Regions from separate parts of the Mus musculus genome. Here all the other regions are linked to region 3. A link is a loop called in an ENCODE intact Hi-C map of the cell type or tissue named here. Cell type or tissue: left cerebral cortex. All regions are shown on one strand. Each heading gives the region's core, and the rest is flanking DNA. Links, peaks and the distances in the headings are about the cores only. Region 1 has its middle 44 kb from the start of 4930440I19Rik. Region 2 has its middle 47 kb from the start of Cwc22. Region 3 has its middle 61 kb from the start of Cwc22.

Region 1 (7,534 bases), core at 2,243-4,742, 120 kb after region 3:
TTGGACACACAAACTTTATATGCCCCAGAACAGGGGAATGCCAGGGCCAAAAAGGGGGAGTGGGTGGGTAGGGGAGTGGGGGTGGGTGGGTATGGGGGACTTTTGGTATAGCATTGGAAATGTAAATGAGCTAAATACCTAATAAAAAATGGAAAGAAAAAAAAAAAAAGAATGTACTGTGTACTTGAAATTTGCTAGGGTAGCATACCTTAAATGCTTTCTTAACATGGAAAGCGGTAACGAGGTAAGACAAACATGTTAATTAGACTGAAAGTGTTAATGACTTTGAGTGCAAATATATATAGTCATTACATTGTTATATATATATATATATATATATATATATATATATATATATATATATATATATACATATATATAATTTGCTAGTTATACTTGAGGAAAGCTAGAGGAAATCAACCAGCTTATTGTATGAGATGAATACAAACGTCAGGTGAAATAGTGTTATGTTTTTGTTATGTTGGTGAATGATACGCACTGGAAATTGGTAACAGCTAAAATAAGCCCTGAGCTGGGGGTTGATAGAAAGCCTTAGCTTCCGAGGATCATGCCAGTCTAAGGGTGGCTTTGTTATTTACATTCCTCCCTGTCAGCTGTCACTAATTCTGAACATTTCCTCCCTTTGAATATGAGATCTTTAAACATCAGGAAAGCACAAAGCAAAGGAAGAAAAATACACAAGACACGTGGCTGCAGCAAGCACTCTTGGAAACTGATACCCTTCACTGGCATCCTGTGAGATTTGAAGCAAATGTCTTAATTGAATGAAAATCAATTAGACACCCGTTAAGGAGCTGTTCCAGACTGTTGTTTTGTTCAGCAATAGCAGTTGCTGATTTTTCTTGACCACACTGGTGAGTATGAAGAGGAATGTGGAATGAGGGGGGTGGGTGTGAAGACTGTGGTTAAGCTGTAAGACCTGGAGTTGTTATGATTTTATTCAAGTCATGGGTACAATAATAGCACTTGTTAGGATGTTGGTGGGCCTCATCGGTAGGAGGAAGAAAGACGCTAACCCCGGGGGAGATCATAGCAGACAGCATTTTCTGAGTGACTATTTCTAAGCTTCCTTTGAACTATTTACCTTTAGCAAGTTTGATGGCACATGCGTAGGTTCAAAACTCTCCCAAATGCACTGAAGGTCTATATGGTTCATATAATGCTTTGTGGACCTTGACATAGCATTTCTTCTAGGCTTTTCATTCAAATCATATGTCAGCTATTCAATACCCCATGTGCACTTCAGCTCAATGATAGGCCAACCTTGAAGATAACATACAGAATCAAGAAGGCATGGCCAGCACTCCCAGGCATAGCCGTGAGGTGTCACGACAAACCCCACCCCAGTTGTCTCACTGTTTCTAATCAAGCCCCTCTCGGAAGTTGTGAGTACAAGGGACTAGAGCTCTCTCTGTCTATGTAACTAAGCAGCTTCACATAGTTTACCACACGTGCAAACCCAGTTAAACAGGTCAGCTGGAGCAGTCAGTGACTCAGTGGAGATTTAAGATTATAGGCTACAAGGAAGGGCCTATTGCAGCTAAGAACTTGTGTTCTACAGCTTTAGGAACAAAATAGATCTATAAGTAGCAAAGGGATTTATTTTATCATCCATGCTCTGGCTCTAATAGTCTTCATAATTCATAAGCTCAATCCTCCTAATAAGATACAGAGACTCTAGTTGAGTACGGTTAAAGGTATGAGGAAAACCTACCAGTGTTTATGTTTTATTTCTGTATGTAAACATGGCCTCTAGAGAAGCCATGTGTGTATCATCTGGTCCTTATGTAGAAGGGCTGACACAAAGCCACTTCCTGTGGATCTGCTCTTCTTCATGAAGGGCAGACAAGAATTCCCAGTGTCAGTGTTTCCTAGCATATGTCTATATCCAGAGTCTCAGGAATGGTCTTATTCTTTCTCGTGTATGTCAGTGATTGGGGCTGTGCTCCAAGGGAACACATATATTATTTGGTACCTTTTCTCTCTCTTAATGGCTCACATCAACATCCTCATCCTCCCGAACGTGGTCTGACTCAGAGTGTCATTTGGCATATGCATCCCTGCCACGTTTCAGCCTTGCTCTGTCATGCAGAAAAGTCGAAGCAGCAGGCTGTTTACATTGTGCTGGGCTGACGGTTTCCTGTTCATTCAAATAACATCTGTGAGATTTGCATGGATTAATACTCAGATAACAGAAGTTGACTTTTATTCAAATAAAGAGATAGGGTCTGGTTCTTTTAGTAAGGAGCTGGAGCTGGAGAAGTGTCATATCTACTTGTTGGAATGAATCACTGTCCATTATTCTATCAAAGGTTTTCTATCTAGCCTGCCAATGTACTTAGGCTGAAGTCCCAGTATCTTTATAAAGAAAATATCACGAGATATGTAAATAACATTATGTTATTGGGAGATTGCACACAACTAATTAAAAACTTCATTTAATGTCTCCTCTGCTCATTGAATGTTTAGACGCTCTGTGCCCAAAAGTCCTACCACTTTCCCCATTCTTCACGGGAATGAAATATAAGGAGTGATGGATGCTAGAACAATAACCATCTTTCAAGGGATTGGTTTTGGTCAGTCAGGTTATGTGATCTGTGGCCTGAGAGACAGAGGAGGATGGTGGCAGGAGCTGATGGGAGCCAAGATTCAGAACAAAGGGCTGCTTTGAATGTGTTTAGTTGGGGGAGTTTATGGCCATATCTCCATGTTTGAGGATGGACCCTTTGTAGCTAGCTTCTTCTATACAAATGTAGACCCCAGCAGGGCTTGTAGGACATCAGTCATTAAAAATGTGGCTGAATGTAAGAGTCCTATTTGTGCAGCATAGTCTTGGAATCTTAGTGTGAACTGCCTTCTTTTTTTAAATGGCAAATCATCAATGTGAGCTTACACATAACCCTGAATTTTTTTGGTATGGTATCCTCTACGCCAGTTAGAAGCAAGTTAATGTCTGATGCCTTCTTTTCTTTATTTCTATCCCTAATGCCTTCTTTGCCTCCTCTTGTTCTTATCCCAATCAGAATATTTATGTTTTATTTTTAAGTCAGGACTCTATTCCTGTTCAGTGTATTAAAAGCCTGTGGATACTTCTAGCCGAAGTGAAGTAAGATATTTTGAAGTAGCCATTTTTTTGATAAGCAAATACATGGATAACATATATGAAGTAATGATTTTCAAGGTGTAGTATGATGGAATACAGAAATTCCTGAGATAAGGGAAGGAGACAAGGTGAATCCTACAGCCTTCAGTGTCAAGGAATGTTGGGAGGTCAAACCCAGATATACTGGGTGGACTCTTTATGTGGGAAATGAAAGAGTTTCAGCAGAAATAAGGATGCAATAGTCACATACCCTATGGGGAATAATAAAGAATTTCCCCAGGTGAGTTATGATGTACCATCAGAAACACTGATAGATACTCTCTGTCAAGAATGTCAAAGCAGGCTACGGAACATCTGAGACTCTGTGGTTCAATAACACCATAACATTGAGGACAACACCATTCCTAAAACATGAAGCACATACTTATTTGGAGAAGAAGTCATTATGACACAATGCCCATTTTGACCAGTCTCAGAGATTCAAGGGGACTTTTCCTTTTTTATGGTGCTGCAAAACCCACGACCTTGAATCACCCTTTTGTTAGTAATACTATGTTCTGATCTCTAAATTTTAATTTTATCTGTTGCCCCCTTTTGTGAACAGGTGTCTCAGAATAAAGGAACATATGCATTTAATGTTATTAATAAACCAGCAGTCACATTCCTGCAGAAGAAATGACACTCCAGGCAAATCACAGTCTACTTACCACAGAGCATTTTAATCATTAATTAGAAATAAACTCCTTTAGTCTTATGGTGATAAGTGAAACCTTTCCTATTTAAAGGTTATGTTAACTATAAAGAGCAAGGGAAAATTAATTTATGCCAGTGAAACCAATGTTGAATTTCACAGAATGAGATTATCTTGTCTTATCACTTATTAGCATAGAAATCCGCATCTGTATGTAAATACATAGTTGATATATCCAGCAAAATTAGTTTCATGAAAAGCTTGCCTTTGCTGAGTGGAGCTGAAGATACCTTTTGTCTGGTAAGCTTTTCCCTCCCTGCTGCCTCCTGACTGTGTTCTATCAGAGCAGTGGGGCTAGGACTGAGAAATGCACTGAGGGACCACTCTCTACCTTTATTCCTTTTCAGAGTTGCTCCCAGTTCATGAAAGTTAAACTGCACAGGATGGAAAGGCTGAATCTCAAGTGGATTCTGCTTAGAAAGGTTATAGGAAAGGATTCCCACTGGAGACAGTCCTAGAGCCAACACTAACACCAATGCCAGCAACATATGATGTTGTCACATTACTGACCCAGACATCAGCTTCTTTATGGGAGGCATGTATTACCCCTGTATGAATAAGCATTCACCACATGAACATCCATGGCCATATTGTGGTTGCTGATGCCTTAGACCCATTGGAACAGCAAGGCCTTTCCCTGGTCCTGGTTCAGTGGTTGATGGACAGTTGACCTTTAGCTAAACCTGGTATATGGAGAATGTACTAAGCACATCTTCCGCCTCCTGGATGACTGCTTCCTTATGGAGACCTCCTTCCCATGCAGCTGCATAAAATGAAGACATTGAGTTTCCCAGCTGAGTCTCCATCAGCAAGCAGGGGCCATCCCATCCCATGCTGTGAATGTGTCTGCCATTTTTTTTTAAATTCCCCATTGCCCCAGTCAGCTTGAATCCAACGTAGTGTAGGCCGTGACATTTGTTTATCTGTGAAATGAATGTACTAATTTTGATCTCCAAGGTTTTTGTATTTATAATTTAAATTTATGAATGTAGGCAGCCTGGTCTTTATTCTACAAGATGAGTCCTCCTCCCAGCTGATGAAGTGATGTTGAGGCCAAGTAGAGAGACTCCATACCTTTTCTCTGTATGGCTCTGGCCATTACTACTCTCTATAGAACGCTACTGTGTATCAAAGCGCTTTGATTGGTGACAGCATGGAGAGTCACGCTTGCCTTCTTTTTTTTTTTTTTTCTCCCATGGCTGTCCTAGATGCTGTAGGTTTTCAGAAGGCGGAAACTTCTTCCTTTTAATGATTAATACACAATGCATGGACAGGACAGTGTTCTTACATAATTGATTCCTCAACCAACTCAGCATCCCAATTTTGTCTTGCTTAGTAGACATATCTTTATTAAATATTTTCCTATGATTCTGAGTTAATGTTAATGATCTGCGGTTACTAACAGAAAACACCACATTGCTTCCTAATTTTTATCTGGGAGCACGAGAAATAAACTGCCTTGTTTATTTGTCACAGACAATATTTGAACAATACCTGGGAGGCTGTAAGGCTTCATTATATAACTTTTTTTTTTTCTGATTATTTCCAAGTTTGGTAGGATAAACGTTATTTAGGTTTTTGAAAATAATAGTTACCTACCATACAGAATCAAGCTTACAGGTAGTCTTTTTCTGCTTTTTTTTTTTTTTAAAGAATTATATTTAATGTATATGAGTACACTGTTGCTGTCTTCAGACACACCAGAAGAGGGTGTCAGATCTCATTACAAATGGTTGTGAGCCACCATGTGGTTGCTGGGAATTGAACTCAAGACCTCTGGAAGAGCTGTCAATGCTCTTAATCACTGAGCCATCTCTCCAGCCCCCCCCCCTTTTTTTGAGACAGGGTTTCCTCAGTGTAGCCCTGGCTGTCCTGGAACTTACCTTGTAGACCGGGCAGGCCTCAAATTCACAGAAATTCCCTTGCCTCTGCCTCCTTAGTTTTGGAATTAAAAGTGCTGATGACAGTTTGTCTAGGGACAGCTAGGGCAGGGTGGGTCCACCTTTCTCTACCTACCAATACTGTTCTTCATTTGGAATCTATTATGGGAATATCCTCTAGGATTTGGACTTTTACAGTTTGAGATCCGCCCCCCCACACTCCCCACTAGCTAGGGCTGGTGAGTAGATGACAATCTTTGGATTAGGGATGCACTCAGGAGTTTTCTTGCAAGGAAGGGATCCTGGGACTAAGGTGGTGTTCGTACATTCCTGGGGGATGGTGCTACTCTCCATGACTGATGTCTTTTGTGTCAGGAGGTCAGCAGGTCCACAGCTTCTCGGTATCTGTCATCCTCTCACGATGAGGTATGGCCACATTCAGTGTTATTACTCCAGTTTCAGTTTCTGACACTGCTCAAAGAAAATAAACAGGTGTACTGGGACCTGGAAAAGAACTTACTCTGGTATCCCTAGGATGACACCACCACCATCATTTTCCAAGTTGTGTATGGGGATAAACTCTAGGTAAATACCAGCAAATCACCAGGATTATGTCAAGCTGGGTTCATTCTTCTCTGTATAGAAGGCATTTGGATGATAAAAGATGACTTTTCTGGGGGTTAGAGTCGTATACAAATGTGAATTAGTATTTTACAATTAAGTAATCCTCGGTGCGTATCTTAAGTTATAAGCTCCTTAAGGTCAAGGGATCCTGGTTCTCTTCCTTCTCAGTCCCAATCAAGGACTCTCTGTACATATTTGCTGAATAGTGAGCTCCAGACAGTTACTCTTACGGCGATGGATGCCTGAATTAATCAAGTGGTTCTGGCTTGTTTTCTATACAAAGAGTTTATAAAATATGCTATGAAAAGGTTGTTGCTCCCATGTCAGTCTTTTTAGTCACATCAATAGACAGCACAGCATCATTATTTTCAATGTGAAATCCCCACCAGAAATCTCTGGAAATAATACATTCCTTGCAGGCTGTCATGACAATTAAATTAGGTAATTCACACTTTGGGGCACATTGCTGGAACATAATAATGTTAGTTTTCCTTTCTCCTTTCACACATGACAACTTAAGAAAAAATATAGTGCTATCTACAAGATGAGAATAAGGTAATAAAACTCAAAGTGGCTTTTGAGGTTTATTCAAGTTGATTATGCTTGCCTGGATATACTTCTGTTTTTTTGTTGTTGTTTTGATGTAGATCAGATCAAGCAAAGAATCAATTCTGAGAAGTTTTTCAATTAATTTTGGCACCAGCAGAGTTCATCTGTTCATTATGTTATTACTGTCTTGTTTCTGGTTTTTAGTTTAGTCTATGAGGCTGGAAAGAGCCTGTTGGTCTGATTTAATAGGCCCTCTGAGAAGTAGTAGACTAGTGTGGATTTCAGAGAAGTGTGCAGTGAACGGTTTGCTCATTATCACTGTCCCGTGTTGCACTTAAAAAATGAAGACAGCGATATCTGTGTAAATCTTTAAGATAGTTAGAGTTATGTTGAATATCCTTGGGTATGTGTAGGATTGTAAGAAAACTTAAGTAGCAACCAAATGAAATTCGTTCAGTCTTTAGATCTACATATCATGCCCATTTTTCTGCATAAATAGGAAATGCTATATAAGCTTAGTTGCAGATTTTTTTTATCATTATTGCTGAGCTCCTAAAAGAACATCATTAGTCCTTAGAATGTAGGGTCACGGAGGATGCTTTCTGG
Region 2 (7,534 bases), core at 2,476-4,975, 110 kb after region 3:
AGGAAGAAGTTATATAATCTCAAAGCCTGCCCTCCAACACCCAGTGACAAACTCCTTTCAGCAAGGCCACACAGCCCAAACAATACCACCAGCTGGGAATTGTTTAAATATTTAAGCCTATGGGGACATTGCTCATTTAAACCACCACACCAAGTTATCTTCCTCTTATAATCTCAAGAGAAGGCAATTTGAGTGAGATTCAACTCCTATGTTCCAACCATGCAATTTTGAATGTGCTTGGATTGGGAAAAAAGATGGAGTTTATAGTGGTATTTACTTTGTTCTGTGCTCTTAACATGGCACCATGATACATGACAGGACATGATACATGACAGGACATGATACATGACAGGATACATGGCATGACACATGACATGATACATGACGTGATACAGGAGGTGGGGCTGCTACTGTTGACTCCTATAGCCATTTGCTTGGTCAAGGGCTTTGTGGAAAAATACTGTGGTTCTTATGAACTGGCTTTTAATATATTAGTGTTTAATAATAGTCACTGAGTAATAGTGCTTAATGAACTTTAATGTCTCAGTGACAAACCATTTTTTATGTTTTAAAAGGGGTTATAGCAGGAGCAAAGTATATGACAAGCTAAGCTTTTGGATAAAAATTGGTGTGAATTGAATTAAAGATTTAAGTGACAAAGCCCTACTTAGGTTGAAGATCTTCATAGAGAGACAATGTGTGGAATAAAGGTGTTTGGAGATGCCAAACAAAGCAAACTTTTATGTTTTTGTAAATGTGCTAACAGTAACTCTGTCCTGTTGACATATGGGTGGGTGTGGCCAATTTTGGGAAATTGGAACATATAAAAGTCAAATGTTATTTTAGCTCATTAACTTTTAAATGACATCATTTATTACTTTGGGACACTTTCTCAGATTGTATCACCCACAAAGCAAGAAATGATGGATGTGCGTCTTTTTCTATGATTCAGGCGAGTGCTTCCTGTGCTCACAATGCTACTCCCTGGAATACTCAGAACGAGACCAAGAGGATGCTGGGGTTCTGTGCAGCACTCACTTGGATTGTATGGCTTCCTGCTCGAATGAAGGAACTATTCCACTTTGAAAAACTCCAGTGTCAAAGAAACCCAAGGAAGAGAGGGTTTATTTTAGTGATCAGGTCCACTGGTGATTCAGATTAGAGGGTGGGGGGAGGGCAACGGAGAGGATGGGTGAACAGGGAACTGAGCCAAAATTTCAAACGTCAAATCCTGTCCCCAGTGATGTCTTCTTCCAGAAGTTTCGATCTCCTGGAGTTTCCAAAACCTTTCCAAACAGGGTAAAAGCTGGAAATCAAGTATTCAAATACACATGCCTGTGGGGACATTTAATATTTAGACCCTAATGTCACAATGTCAAATATTAACCTTGTCCTTTTCCTAACCAAACAACCCCCCCAATCACAGTAGAATAATATAAAGTATAGGAAATAAAATCAACCCTCCCCCTCCAACATTCTATTTGTGAATCCCTGAACTAGCCAGTACAGGTTGTCACAAACCTTGAGGACAAAGGAACTGAAGACCAGCCTTTAGAGTTTGAACTTACTGGTGAGTTAAAGATGACCATATGAAAAATGCATGTGGAAAAACAGACTTGTAAAAAGGAGAAAGCAAAGACAGGCTGACTCTAATATTGTCTGACTTCAAAATTTGAAGTCTTCATAGACATTTTTTTTTAAGCAAAATGTTTGCTTGAAAAATTTTCCTGGACTTTTTCCACTGAAGTCAGTGCTTAGAAGGTCAGGAGTAAAATTCACCAGCCATTCTGGTTATTGGGCATTTCATTTCTCCTTCCCAGGTCCCACACCGCACAGGCTGTTTGCATGCCACATTCAGGCTTAGGATTAGATGGAAGCCCAAGCTTTCTTCCATCACCCACCTCTAGGTTTGCTTTGCTCTGTCACCTCTTATTGATTCCTCTAATCTTATTTTATTTTTTTCTAGTAAAAAGCAAGAATCTCTTTGTTTCTCTTGTAAATATGAAGTGAAAGGAAGGCCTTTAACCCTAGCTCCTCTCCTCCTTCAAGTCCCCTCTCTCTTAAATCTCTCACCCCAGAAAGGTAACACTGCAGGACTTCATTTGAATGCTGATCTTTGAGAGTCTTTTCCTTTTGGATTTGGAGTGGGGTCTTCAAGGCCACATCTTTATTGCCACAGAAACCGTGGGATTAAAAAGTTGCTTCAGAAATTAGAAATTAACTTGGGTGTGATGTGGTTTTTCCTCAGTGAATAATTTTCTTATGTCTTACAAGTGAGGAAGTTGAGGCTTCTCTAAGTTTAGAGGCTTGCCTAAGACCAAAATGACACAGCTCTGCCTTTAGGAACTTTTGAACTATGTGTTTTTGTTTTTGTTTTTCTCTCATCCATGCTTCAACTGCTACCTAATATTTTATTTTTGTGTATGTATTTCATTTATTACTTTTTTTTAAAGCTGAGACCTTGCCATCTCATTTGCAGTTTATCTGATTCAAGTTAAAGACATGAAATCTTGGGGGAAAAATATTAAGAAAAAAAGGAGGGACATGTGGATTAAGTACTATATAATATTAATTTCAACAAAGACACAAATGGATGCCGCATAAGTATTTTTATTAAATATAGATTTTTATCAAATATAGAGACCAACCGAAAGAAACGTGGCATCATTTACTGGGCCAGCAAAGACCCTCCTCGTGTGCTTAGTTTTTTTCGATTGCATCTTGGTTTACTAACTATACATCTTGATGAATAATTTCTGGTAAATAGAGTGCAAGGAATAGAGCTCAGGGGTTAGGATGATGGATCACTGTCCCTGATTATGAAGTTTGGGATCACCGCAAAGTGCTCTCCTCTCTGCACTTCTGCAGTCCACTCTCTTCCATCCCATGACTGTTCTCCATAGCCAAGGGCCAATATGTATCACCATGTGTTGTGTACATGTGTGCCCATTTTCTTCATTTTCTTGTAGACACCAGGTACTATTAATATACCCAATTTCCCACTCTAACTTATTAAAATAAACTCCCATTTTAATTTGCAGTTATACATTGAATTTTGAGGTTGAATATATTTTCTTACAGTGCTAATAACTGCCAACACTTATTAAATGAATTCCTCGGGATAGTTATCTTGTAGACTCTCCCTTTTGGATTGCAGCTTGTATTCTAACACTGTCCTTGTGAGATGGGCTCTCTCATCACCCACACTGTACAGAAGAAACTGAGGTGCGGTGAGATCACTGATGTGCTCATAGTCACCGAGCTAAACCTTAATTCTATGGATTGGAGTTTAGAGTCTGAGCTAAGGGCCCATGTTATTCACTCATCTGAGTCAAGATCCTTCTCTTCCTCCTCCTCCTCCTCCTCTTCCTCCTCCTCCTTTTCCTTCTTCAGCTTTCTTCTGTTTATTTATGCAGCAACATTATGAACTTTTATTATCAAGGCCACGAGATTGTGTTTTCAATGCCTTGGATTTGTAGAAAGTCAAAGGTCAATGTGTAATAGGACAACACGGATGGCCATAATTTTAAGAAATTCTCTGGCTTATAAAATGATTATGTAATCACCTATTAAGAATTATTTCATATGTTTTGCTTTGAGATGGATAAATTTCTTGGCATTCTTCTCCAGTGTCCCAAAATAGCTGTGTAGATGATGTATATGAAATTGTTTAAATGAATATGTAGTAGTTAACACTACTTAAGATAGCCTTAAATACTTAGGAAAACAAAACGTAACTTTACTTTTTCCAAGATGTAGTTCCTGAGGGAAAAAAATATTGCATAATTTTAGCTGGCAGGAGATGTTTGTACCAACCAAGCAAGAGAAAAATTACAGAGAGGTTTCCAAGCAAACTTATCCCTTTGAGCTGTTGACTTCCTTTTTCCTGTTGGCATAATAAAGGTCACTGGCTTCAATTAATGAGGTCTACTTTAGTTTATAAAACAAACTCCATACACCTCAATATACCTCTTACCTGTCTTTATTCACACTTTCTCGCTTCATTCATTATCTAACAAATGTTTTATATTTGAATAATTTTACTGAATGTGTTTAGAAGAATTAAAAAAATTCTTGCTTCATTTTAGTAGCAGAAGCCACCTATAATTCACACTACACACACACCACACACACACGCACACACACACACACACACACACACACACACACACACACACACATACAGACACTTTAGAGGCAAATATATACTTTCTGTGTACATTTTATCTTTAGACCTCTCTCCCTCCCTCCTTCCTTTCCTCCCTTCCTCCCTCCCTCTCTCCCTCCTCCCCTCCCTCTGCTTTATTCCTTTGATGCAAAGTGTACCTGAACTTGAGGTCACTTTTATTTGGCTAGGATGGCAGTAGCCAGCCAGTCCTAGCAAACTCCCATGGCGCAGGGACATTAGAGAGCATGCCTGGCTTGTTATATGGGTGCTGGAATCTGATCTCAGGCCCGCATGGTTGCACTGTGAGCACTCTTAAGCACTGTACCACATCCCCTGCCCTCAAAATTGCTCCTGTGATGGCTCTTCACTTTGCTTTCTGGGATCTTACCCCATTCTGACATCCCCATTTCTAATGCCATGCTCTCAGACTAGTAGTGGGTTTGGGGAAGTGGAATCAGGAGCTCCCAGGAGCTCCCTGTCTTGGCCAGTGTGCTGTCAAATGCTTGCTATGCTCATAAGCTATTTCGTTGCTATTTTTTACTTAAAAGAACAATGATGTTACTGGGCATTACATACTCTTTATTTGTCCCTACTACCCCCATTTCTAGACTCCTACCAGATTTTGTTATTTGTGTTAGCTGCCTGTCCTACTTTGCTTTCTATTTCTGTGATAAATATCTCAAGCAATGTGGGGAGGAAAGGGTTTCTTTCAGCATACAACTCTGAGGGAAGTCAGGACAGAAACTCAAGATGAGAACCTAGAGTCAGAAACTGAAGCAGAGATTGTGGATAATGTTGCTCGCTGCCTTTCTCATATAACTCAGGGCTGGCACTGCCTACCTTGTGCTGCATCTGCCCACATCACCATCAATTGAGAAAATGACTCCAAAATTGTCCAATGGCCAATTGAATGGCGGAGGCATTTTCTCAATTGAAGTCCCTTCTTCCTAGATGCTCCTAGCCTGGGGCAAGTTGACCAAAACCTTCCCAGAACACTATCTAATCTTGTCATGACATTTCTGCAGCTAAAAGTAGAGCAGAGAAAAAATTATGCTCCTGCTTCTTCTCTGGACTTGAGGTTTGAATGACAAATGTCTCCCATAGGCTCAAGTGTTTAACCCTCGTTTTCCTAGCTGGTAGCACTGTTTGGGGGGAGGGAATAGAATCTTTACAGTTGAGGCCTTGATGGAGGAGTATGGGCTTTGAGATTCATAGCCACTTCCAGTCCACCTGCTTGGCTTCCAGTGGGATTAAATATTACCAGCCAGCTTCTTGCTCCACCACAACCTTGCCTTTCTCCCTATCATGAACCCCTTCTATGGAAATGTAAATCCAGAAGAACTCTTCTGTAAGTTGCTTTGGTTATGCTATTTTATCACAGCACTGAAAAGTAACTGATGGAGTAGGTTTCTGTGGGGCAAGGCCTTTCATGACCTTATTTCAGGGAATTAGGGAAAGGGGCTTTTAGTGCTTTTGTTTCTTATTCTTTCACCCTAAAGGTAGCCCACAGGCTACTTCATCACCATGGTCTATTTCCTTTCATGTCCAAGCTCTCATTTCCCCTCATATTGGCAGTGTTGGTGCTGTATTGGTAAGCATGGATTCCCACAAACCTCAGACGGACGAATGCACACAGACCTACATGCATGTGCACGTGCGCACACACACTTATTTTGAAAACAAATCAACAATGGAATACCTTTGGAAATTTCTTTTCTCTAGAGAAAAAACAGTTAATTGGAAAGAAACTTACTTGGTAGAAGTTGTAATTTTTCATATTTAGAAAAAAGGGAAAGTATTGATTAAGGGGGAGTCCAGAAAGATAGCTCAGCAATTAACGCAGTGGTTCTCAACCTTCCTAATGCTGTGAACCTTTAATACAGTTCCTCATGTTGTGCTGATGTCAGAACCATAAAATTAATTTGTTGCTACGTCATAACTGTAAGTTTAATGCCATTATGAATCATAAGGTACATATTTGCCTTTTTTGATGGTCTTGGGCAACCCCTGTGAAAGAAAGGGTTGTTTGACTTCTAAAGAGATTGGACATAGTACTACCGGAGGATCCCACAATACCTCTCCTGGGCATATATCCAGAAGATGTTCCAACCGGTAAGAAGGACACATGCTCCACTATGTTCATAGCAGCCTTACTTATAATAGCCAGAAGCTGGAAAGAACCCAGATGCCCCTCAACAGAGGAATGGATACAGAAAATGTGGTACATCTACACAATGGAGTACTACTCAGCTATTAAAAAGAATGAATTTATGAAATTCCTAGGCAAATGGATGGACCTGGAGGGCATCATCCTGAGTGAGGTAACCCAATCACAAAGGAATTCACACAATATGTACTCACTGATAAGTGGATATTAGCCCAGAAACTTAGGATACCCAAGATATAAGATACAATCTGTTAAACACATGAAACTCAAGAAGAACGAAGACCAAAGTGTGGACACTTTGCCCCTTCTTAGAATTGGGAGCAAAACACCCATGGAAGGAGTTACAGAGACAAAGTTTGGAGCTGAGATGAAAGGATGGACCATCTAGAGACTGCCATATGCAGGGATCCATCCCATAATCAGCTTCTAAACGCTGACACCATTGCATATACTAGCAAGATTTTGCTGAAAGGACCCAGATAGAGCTGTCTCTTATGAGACTATGCCAGGGCCTAGCAAACACAGAAGTGGATGCTTACAATCAGCTATTGGATATATCACAGGGCCCCCAATGGAGAAGCTAGTGAAAGTACCCAAGGAGCTAAAGGGATCTGTAACCCTATAGGTGGAACAACATTATGAACTAACCAGTACCCCTGAGCTCTTGACTCTAGCTGCATATGCATCAGAAGATGGCCTAGTCGGCCATCACTGAAAAGAGAGGCCCATTGGACATGCAAACTTTATATGCCCCAGTACAGGGGAACTCCAGGGCCAAAAAGTGGGAGTGCGTGGGTAGGGAAGTGTGTAGGGGAGGGTATGGGGGACTTTTGGGATAGCATTGGAAATGTAAATGAGGAAAATACCTAATTAAAAATATATATATATAAAAAGAAAGTAAAGAACCAAAAAAAAAAAAAAAAAAAAAAAAAAGAGGTCAAGATCCACAGGTTGGGAATCACCAAGCTAAGAGCACCTGTTGTGCAATCATGAGCTCCAGAATTTTGCTCCAGCATTCATATAAGAAACAGAGTGTAACAGAAGCTCTAAGGAATGAGACATGACACCATATTCTGGCCAAATGCACACAGGTCCCTCCCACCACATACATGCATATATACACTCATACTACAAAGTCTTTTGTTGTTTTCTTCAATACACATAAACTACTGCATCTTTAAAACACATGTCAACTATCT
Region 3 (7,534 bases), core at 2,770-5,269:
TTATTTTTCTCTGATGATTCTGGTTGCTGAATCCTCCTCCTGCCATGACTTGCACAGCTTTGGGATTGTAGGGAGTGTCATGGCACCCTCCTCTGAGCATGCAGGCTCCCCTCTCCACATATACGCAATGCTGCCCTAATTAATGTGGGTTCAGCTAGAGGCTAGAGTGTATAGAAAGTGTAAAGATATAGAGTGTATAGATAGGTAGGTTGGGGCTTCTATATGCCCATGGAAGCCATCATCCCTTCTTGGTGCAGACTTTCCAGTCTCTTTAAAGCCTCTGGTGTGCTTACCTGTAAGCCCTCACCCATCACTTTGTAAGTAAGCCTCACAGACTCTTTGGTTCCTCATTTGGAGGAACAGTTTGTCAAGGTGAGATTTTCAACAATGATCCAATAAGGTGGGCAGGGGCATGGTAATCAAAATATTCAGCACTGGAATTGGGGAAAACCTTGGGCAGGAATGGCAAGGGCCATTCAGCATTCAGGGTGCTCCACAAGGTTATCATTCTAACCTTAATGTTCATTGTGGGATGGTCTTTCAGGATGTTGCCCTATCCTGGTTATCCTCTAGAAAAAGGTTGCATTATATAAATGACATTGTAACCTCTAGATGTTTGAAAGATTTAGAAACCCGCTGTAGAGGCATGTTAATACACTTGAAGCAGCAAGCATGAGGTGTCAGCTCACAAGGGATACAAGGGTCAGGTGCAGCTGTGAAATTCTTGGGAGCTTTATGGTTGGATAAGGCACAGTTGCTTACCTACTAAGGTGATTGGGAAAAGTCTGCAATAGCCTGGGTCTATAAATGTGAAGTAATATGCAAAAGTATCTTGTATGGGGAGAGGGATAGCTGTACTCAGAAGCCATAAGGTCCTCTATTGAGAATCCTAGAGCTGTTTAATACTAGGATTGGCTAAGAAAGTCCTAAATAGACCCTTTCTACTCCCAAAGAGAAAGGCTACTGCCCACAGTTCTTCATTGCACTCCCCTGATGAATGGTAAAAGTTTATTGCTGCACACACTGGTTGCAGGACCTAGGGAAATAAAGGTAAGATTGGCTTCAAAGCCTCCTGCCTGTGGGCCAGCATCTATATTGCCAAAAGTTGCTACTAAGGACAGTGGGAAGGATTAACACCCCCCCATACACACACACACACACACACACACACACACACACACACACACACACACACATATAAATTAAGGATTTGAAGAATTAAGCTGTGGATCCTGTATGCTTCATGATGGAAGTGCCAGGCCAGAGGTGCAGTGAGTGCAATAGTGATACAAACGGTTATAGAGAGAATCAGGTTTCTGATTAGACTTAAGGCCATGGGACAGGCATTACATTTGGTACAAGAAATTTAAACAAAAACTTGTAACGAGGGAAGTCATAGGCTCCTGCGGAAAAGCAACTATTGTTGCTTGGGTGGCCAGCTAAAGTGCTCCCCACGTTGGAGTCTATAATCATGGATTATTAATGCAGCCTGCATCTAGTTGGATCACTTTCTGTTTCCCATTAGCATTTCCACACCTGTGTTTTGTATTAGGAGGTGTATCCCTCAGACTTGTCAATAATCATGGTCCAGAGACAGAGGAATGCTGAAAGAGGGTGAGGATTCTGTACCTCACTGAAGACGGGGAAGAACAGTCAGACATCTATGTCTGTGTCTTAGTCAGTGTCCTATTGCTGTGAAGAGACACCATGACCAAAACAACTCCTATAAGAGAAAGCATTGGGGCTTGCTTACAGTTTTAGAGATTTAATCTATTATGATGGTGGGGAGCATGGTGATATACAGGCAGGCATGGTGCTGGAGAAGAAGCTGAGAGTTCTGGATCAGCCAGCCGAAGAAGAGACTGGACCTGGCTTGTGCTTTTTAAAATCTCAGAGCCCACTCCCAGTGACATACTTCCTCCAACAAGGCCACACTCCCTAATCCTTCTCAACTAGTGTCACTCCCCGATGACTTAAACATCCATATATATGAGCCGATGGAGCCATGATTATTCAAATCATCATACTCCCCAAGACTCAGGAACCCTTCTTTCAGAAGAAAGGAGCACAAAGGCTTCAGGAGCCAGAAGAAGATGTGTTATGGTAGAGGAGTAACCTCTGACCCAAACTGCCACCATATTCATGTGTCCCATCTGGTTTTGATCTGCAGCTAAGCTTGTCAACTGTTGACTTCCTTCTTGGACAGGGGTTGTTATGGGACACTCAGCAGAGTATCTAATCTCTCTCCCCAGCTAGCTACATGCAATTCTACTCTAATTGTGGTCTCAGGGAGGAGATAGAGTATATAGCTGGAGAGGGATGAAGAGAGAACTCTTTTTGCACAGCCATGAGGGAGCCATCCCTACTGGATACAGACCTTCCAATGTAGCTGCTTTAGCTTTTCATCTGCTAAGGCTTATAACCCCTCACCCATTGCTCTGTAAGCAAGTCTCATAAACTCTTGCTTCTTCAGGTGAACATTGGTGGAATTGTACGTTGGTGTACAATTAGACCTTAGAAGGAGGAGAGTTTTTAGCAACAGGGCTATATCCTCACCTCTATTTTGGCTCCTTAGACTGGAAGCACAGGTTGTTTGATGAATACCTTTCTTTAGCTTTTCTGATATTTACTATCTTTCTCACAGATATGTTTACTTTTGCTGTTTGCTCTTCTATTGTACACACCATGGGGATTTTAAATTCCCCATTTGCTTTGTGTAACATTTTCACTATCTCAGGAATCTTGTTCCAATGACTGTTTCCTTCATTGATGATACTCAAACAGGCCTGATTCTGTGTACATCAGCCACATTTTAAATTTGATTTTGTTTATTCTCTTCTCCAGTGCATCCCAACTATAGCCCTCCCTCCCTCCCTCCCTCCCTCCCTCCCTCCCTCCCTCCCTCCCTCCCTCCCTCCTTCTCCTCTTCATAGTCCCTCCTCACAGTCCCTCTCCCCAAGATCCACAGCTCCTCTACTTCCCTTCAGAAGAAGGCAGGCCTCCCAGTGATATCAACTTAACGTAACAAGATGCAATAAGACTAGGCATATATGCTCATACCAAGTTGGGCAACACAAACTAGCAGGAGGAAAAAGGTCCCACAAGCAAGCAAAAGAGTCAAGGATACTACCACCCCTATTGTTAGGATTGAAACAAAACCCCAATCTAAAGCACCACAGCATGTATGCAGAAGGCCTAGTGCAGACCCAAGCTGGTTCCGTGGTTGCTACTTCAATTTCTCTGAGACCCTATGAGCCCTGTTTAGTTGATTCCGTGGGCCATTTTTTTCCTGGTGTCCTCTGGCTCCTACAATCCTTCCTTCCCATCTCTTCCAAGGGGTTCCCCAGCTCTGCCTAATGTTTAGCTGTGGATGTCTGCGTCTGCTCCCATCAGCTGTTGGAAGAAACCTCTCTGATGATGATTGGTCTAGTCACTGATTTCGATATGACTAGAGCAGAATATTATTAGGAATAACTTTTTATTTTTATTATTTATCTAGTTATTTATTGCCAGTCATGTTTAGTTGTACCCTAGGTCTTTGCCATCAGTTTCTGGTCCCTGGGCAATGTTCCGCATGAACTCCCTCTTGTGTCTTGGGCCTTAGATTAGACCAGTCACTGGTTGGCCCCTCCCACAAGCTCTAAACTCATAGATTTTGTGGCTGAGTTGATGTCCCAGTCGCAGTGCTGGGAGTTTCACCTGGTTACAGAAGATGGCTGGTTCAGGCTACATATCCTCCATGTCTAGAAGTTTTCACTTGGGTTACGCTCATAGGTTCCAAGAAGTTTCCACCTAGTGCACCCTGAGAAAATGTGTTAGCACCGCATTTCTCCAGACAGCATACTTTTCCCGTCGGGCTCTTGTGGAGAGGGTAGAGCCATGCTGTCTGCAACTTGAGGTGATGGAGAGTTGATGCTTCAGGAGGATTTGCCAAGGTTGGAGGGTGGAAACAGAACATTGCTATAGTGTAGCTGAAGATCTCAGTGATTGGAGAGGTTCTTTGCCTTCTGAATATCGATGCACCCGCTCTTCGCTGTGTTACTCAGTGCTCTGAAACTCCTTAGTTTGGAGCTTGAGGTGCCTTTAAAGCCCGTAGGTTAGCTCCGTGTGAGAAGTAAGCCTGTCTTTGCGGAATTCTCTTCTTTCCCCGGTCTTCCTTCAAACTGTGCTTCTTGGAAATAGGTACACTTCTTCACTGTCTTGTCCTTTTCTCTATCATCCAGTAAAGCTCTGTGGGAAAGATCTGAGGAGAGCAAACTATCTTCCTATGTGAGAGGCTCTTGAGATTTCTGAGTCACTGTGCCAGCCTGTATTTTGCCTTTAAACATATGCTAAAATCATGGCCATTCTCCCTTAGGAGATCTGCAGCATCTTCCTCCTACTCCAGCTGTTCTCTGAGGGTAGGGCAGCTGAGGATGCTTGCTTTGAGTTTCAGTTCAGGAGAGTGTTTACATCCTCAGCTCCCTTCTGCTTAACTGAAAACGTGACTTAATGTTCCCGATTTTGACTCGGTAGGGTTGGGACAGTGTTTGATCACAGGGGCCATCAATCCTCACGTGATAAATTTACTTTCAATGTAATAGAAACGTCATGACTTCCAGAGAGATTATGTTTCATAAAAGTTAACCTTATTCTAAACAAGTTCCACATCTATGACATACTTTCCAGCACCTCTTACCCTGCTTTCTGTGACTCAGACTTCTCTCTTCCGATCTACTCTGCAAGCTGCTAATGGTCTACCTCAAATGCAGCCCTGGCCCTGGAGTTCACAGCCTTCACTGAATCCGAACAGTTTGCAGTAAATTTCATAATAGATTATTTCTATAATTTCCTCATTCCAAATCATAAATGTTACCTTTCTTTCTTTCCTTCTTTCTTTCTTTCTTTCTTTCTTTCTTTCTTTCTTTCTCTCTCTCTCTCTCTCCTTCCTTTCTTTCTTTCCTTCTTTTTCTTTCTCTCTCTCCCCCTTCCTTCCTTTCTTTCCTTCTTTTTCTTTCTCTCTCTCCCCCTTCCTTCCTTCCTTCCTTCCTTTCTTTCTTTCTTTCTTTCTTTCTTTCTTTCTTTCTTTCTTTCTTTCTTTCTTTCTTTCTTTCTTTCTTTCTTTCTTTCTCTGTCTCTCTCTCTTTCTTTCTTTCTTTCTTTCTTTCTTTCTTTCTTTCCTTCTTTTTCTTTCTCTCTCTCTCCTTCCTTCCTTTCTTTCTTTCCTTCTTTTTCTTTCTCTCTCTCCCCCTTCCTTCCTTTCTTTCCTTCCTTTTCTTTCTCTCTCTCCCCCTTCCATCCGTCCTTCCTTCCTTCCTTTCTTTCTTTGTTTCTTTCTTTCTTTTTCTTTCTTTCTCTCTCTCTTTCTTTCTTTCTCTCTTTCTTTCTTTCCCCCGTCTCTCTCTCTCTCTCCTTCCTTCCTTCCTTCCTTCCTTCCTTCCTTCCTTCCTTCCTTTCTTTCTTTCTTTCTTTCTTTCTTTCTTTCTTTCTTTCTTTCTTTCTTTCTTTCTTTCTTTCTTTCTTTCTTGGTTTTTTGAGACAGGGTTTCTCTGTGTAACCCTGGCTGTCCTGGAACTCACTCTGTAAACCAGGCTGGCCTCGAACTCAGAAATCCACCTGTCTCTGCCTCCCAAGTGTTGGGATTAAAGGCGTGCACCACCACTGTGACTTTTCAAAAGGTAAGGTATTCTAGGTTTGTCTCGAACTTGCTGTATCGGTAAAGATGACTTTGAACTTCTGATCTTCCTGCTCTACCTCCCAAGTTCTAGGATGACAGGCATGTGACACCAGACCCAGATTCATGGGATGCTGGTAATAAAACCCAGGGCTTCATGCATGCTATATAGTAAGGCGTTACATCCCTGCTCATTGTATATCTGTTTAAAATCTCAAACCTTCCTACTCTGAATTATGCTTTTTGGTATCAGAAAAATTAATTTATTCAATTGTGTGTGAATTTGGAAAGCTAGTTTTTGGTTTATTTTGTTGTTTTTATTGTTGTTTGTTTTTGTTTTTGTTTTGTTTTTCATAAATTGTCTTGTCATGGGTCCATTATGGAAGACTCCAGTTACCACTGTTCCTCTATTCTGAGAATCCTGTGGTATCTGCATTTGCCCCTTCAGTGTGGGCTTTACACTGTCTTTGCTGCTGTGAGCTCTTCTCTCCCCCCTCGCCGACACTGCCTGCACTATAAATCAATGGTCAGAGAAAAGTACCTGGCTAGTTCCATTTCACAGCTCATAGGGAGTCTCCATTTTTTTCCAAAGAATCTTTTGTCTGTGTGTTGTACAATTCTGGCATTTACCTCTCAAAACAAACAAACACAAACAAACAAAACAACAGAAGAGAAGCAGACTATGTGTAAGATTCCTCAGTCAGTATATTGTAATCTCCCATGTCATGAATGATTCCATATCCATTCAAATTGGAAAGAATGTATAAAACTGTTTATTGCAGGTGACTGTGCATATATCTCTCTTTTACCTGGCTTTTCCAGAAAACTGAAAGTGGACAAATCTTAAGGATGTGGAGCTCGATGAATTAATATGAAATGAATACATTTGTGTAAGTTACACCTACATCTGGGAAATGGACAGCAGCAATGCTCCAGCATTCCTGATGATCACCTCACCAACACTATCCTCCCCGAAGATAACCACTGTTGTGACTAATCTGCCGTTTTAGACTGTATGTAGGAGATCATATATAGTGGAATCAAAGGAATTGGCGTCTCTATTGAAAATTTATGTATTAGGTTGATTCGTGCTGTTGGACCTAGCCATGGCCTTGTCATGTTGATTTCTGCATAGTATCCCAAGGTATGAATACAACATAGATTTGGGCTGTTTCCCACCTTGGGCTTCTATGAATAGTGTTATTCAGAGCATTCTTGAACACGTCCTCTGGATCATTTGTGTGTGTGTGTGTGTGTGTGTGTGTGTGTGTGTGTTTGTGTTTAATATGTATCTGAGAGTGAGATTACTGAATCTCAATTGCTGCTGTCAAGGAGCTTTCTAGAGGCTTGTTTGGGGGTTCCAGGGGTGGTTCTAGGGTCCTCATGAACCCTAGGCTGAAAAAATGCCCTTTCTTCCTCTAATGGAGAAAGCTGTTCTTTATGGCTCACTTGACACTTTGAGAAGGACACAGATTTTGAAATGGAAAATGGAGAGTGGAAATAAGACAGGACGCCATTCTTGCCAGTCAGATCACTTGCGTTAACCCTGGAGATGTCACATTCCGAACACCCTCACATCTGCAATTTTCTTAGTCACACTTGAATGCATGCATTTTAGCATTAATGTCCTGAGGTTTTAAATCAAATGCATTTTTGCATCCTTTCTCCTGCTCTACCATAGAACACTTATGTGTGACCTACAACTAGGCTAATGGTAGTTGACCCTGAACTTAAACATTCAAGGAATCTCAATCCTAGAAACTGAAACACTCGGCATAGCAATAAATGGAAACACTGGGTCTTTTTCTCTATTCCCCACCAAAAGCTTCCTGAACACAGGGTTTAGGATTTGACCCTGGTCTTACAAAACATAAAATTGAA

The links. Hi-C counts contacts between places; a loop is a spot of excess contacts. Peaks named below come from ENCODE experiments on the same cell type or tissue, not always from the same donor. Only the 100,000 strongest peaks of a DNase experiment are listed, where the experiment ranks them.
Region 1: a loop joins it to region 3, with 2.9 times the contacts of the local background. A loop is called at or near these places in 9 of 42 quality-filtered maps.
Region 2: a loop joins it to region 3, with 1.8 times the contacts of the local background. A loop is called at or near these places in 9 of 42 quality-filtered maps.

Annotation. Positions count from the first base shown.
Region 1 is chr2:78,003,746-78,011,279 of GRCm38, forward strand. No RefSeq gene overlaps it. Among named protein-coding and RNA genes, the nearest start is that of 4930440I19Rik, 44 kb to the right of the region's middle. In left cerebral cortex, for the core only: no CTCF peak of the experiment used is centred there; no DNase peak of the experiment used is centred there.
Region 2 is chr2:77,989,632-77,997,165 of GRCm38, forward strand. No RefSeq gene overlaps it. Among named protein-coding and RNA genes, the nearest start is that of Cwc22, 47 kb to the left of the region's middle. In left cerebral cortex, for the core only: no CTCF peak of the experiment used is centred there; a DNase peak (open chromatin) is centred at 3,661.
Region 3 is chr2:77,881,578-77,889,111 of GRCm38, forward strand. It overlaps a transcript of Cwc22 not described here. Among named protein-coding and RNA genes, the nearest start is that of Cwc22, 61 kb to the right of the region's middle. In left cerebral cortex, for the core only: no CTCF peak of the experiment used is centred there; a DNase peak (open chromatin) is centred at 4,333.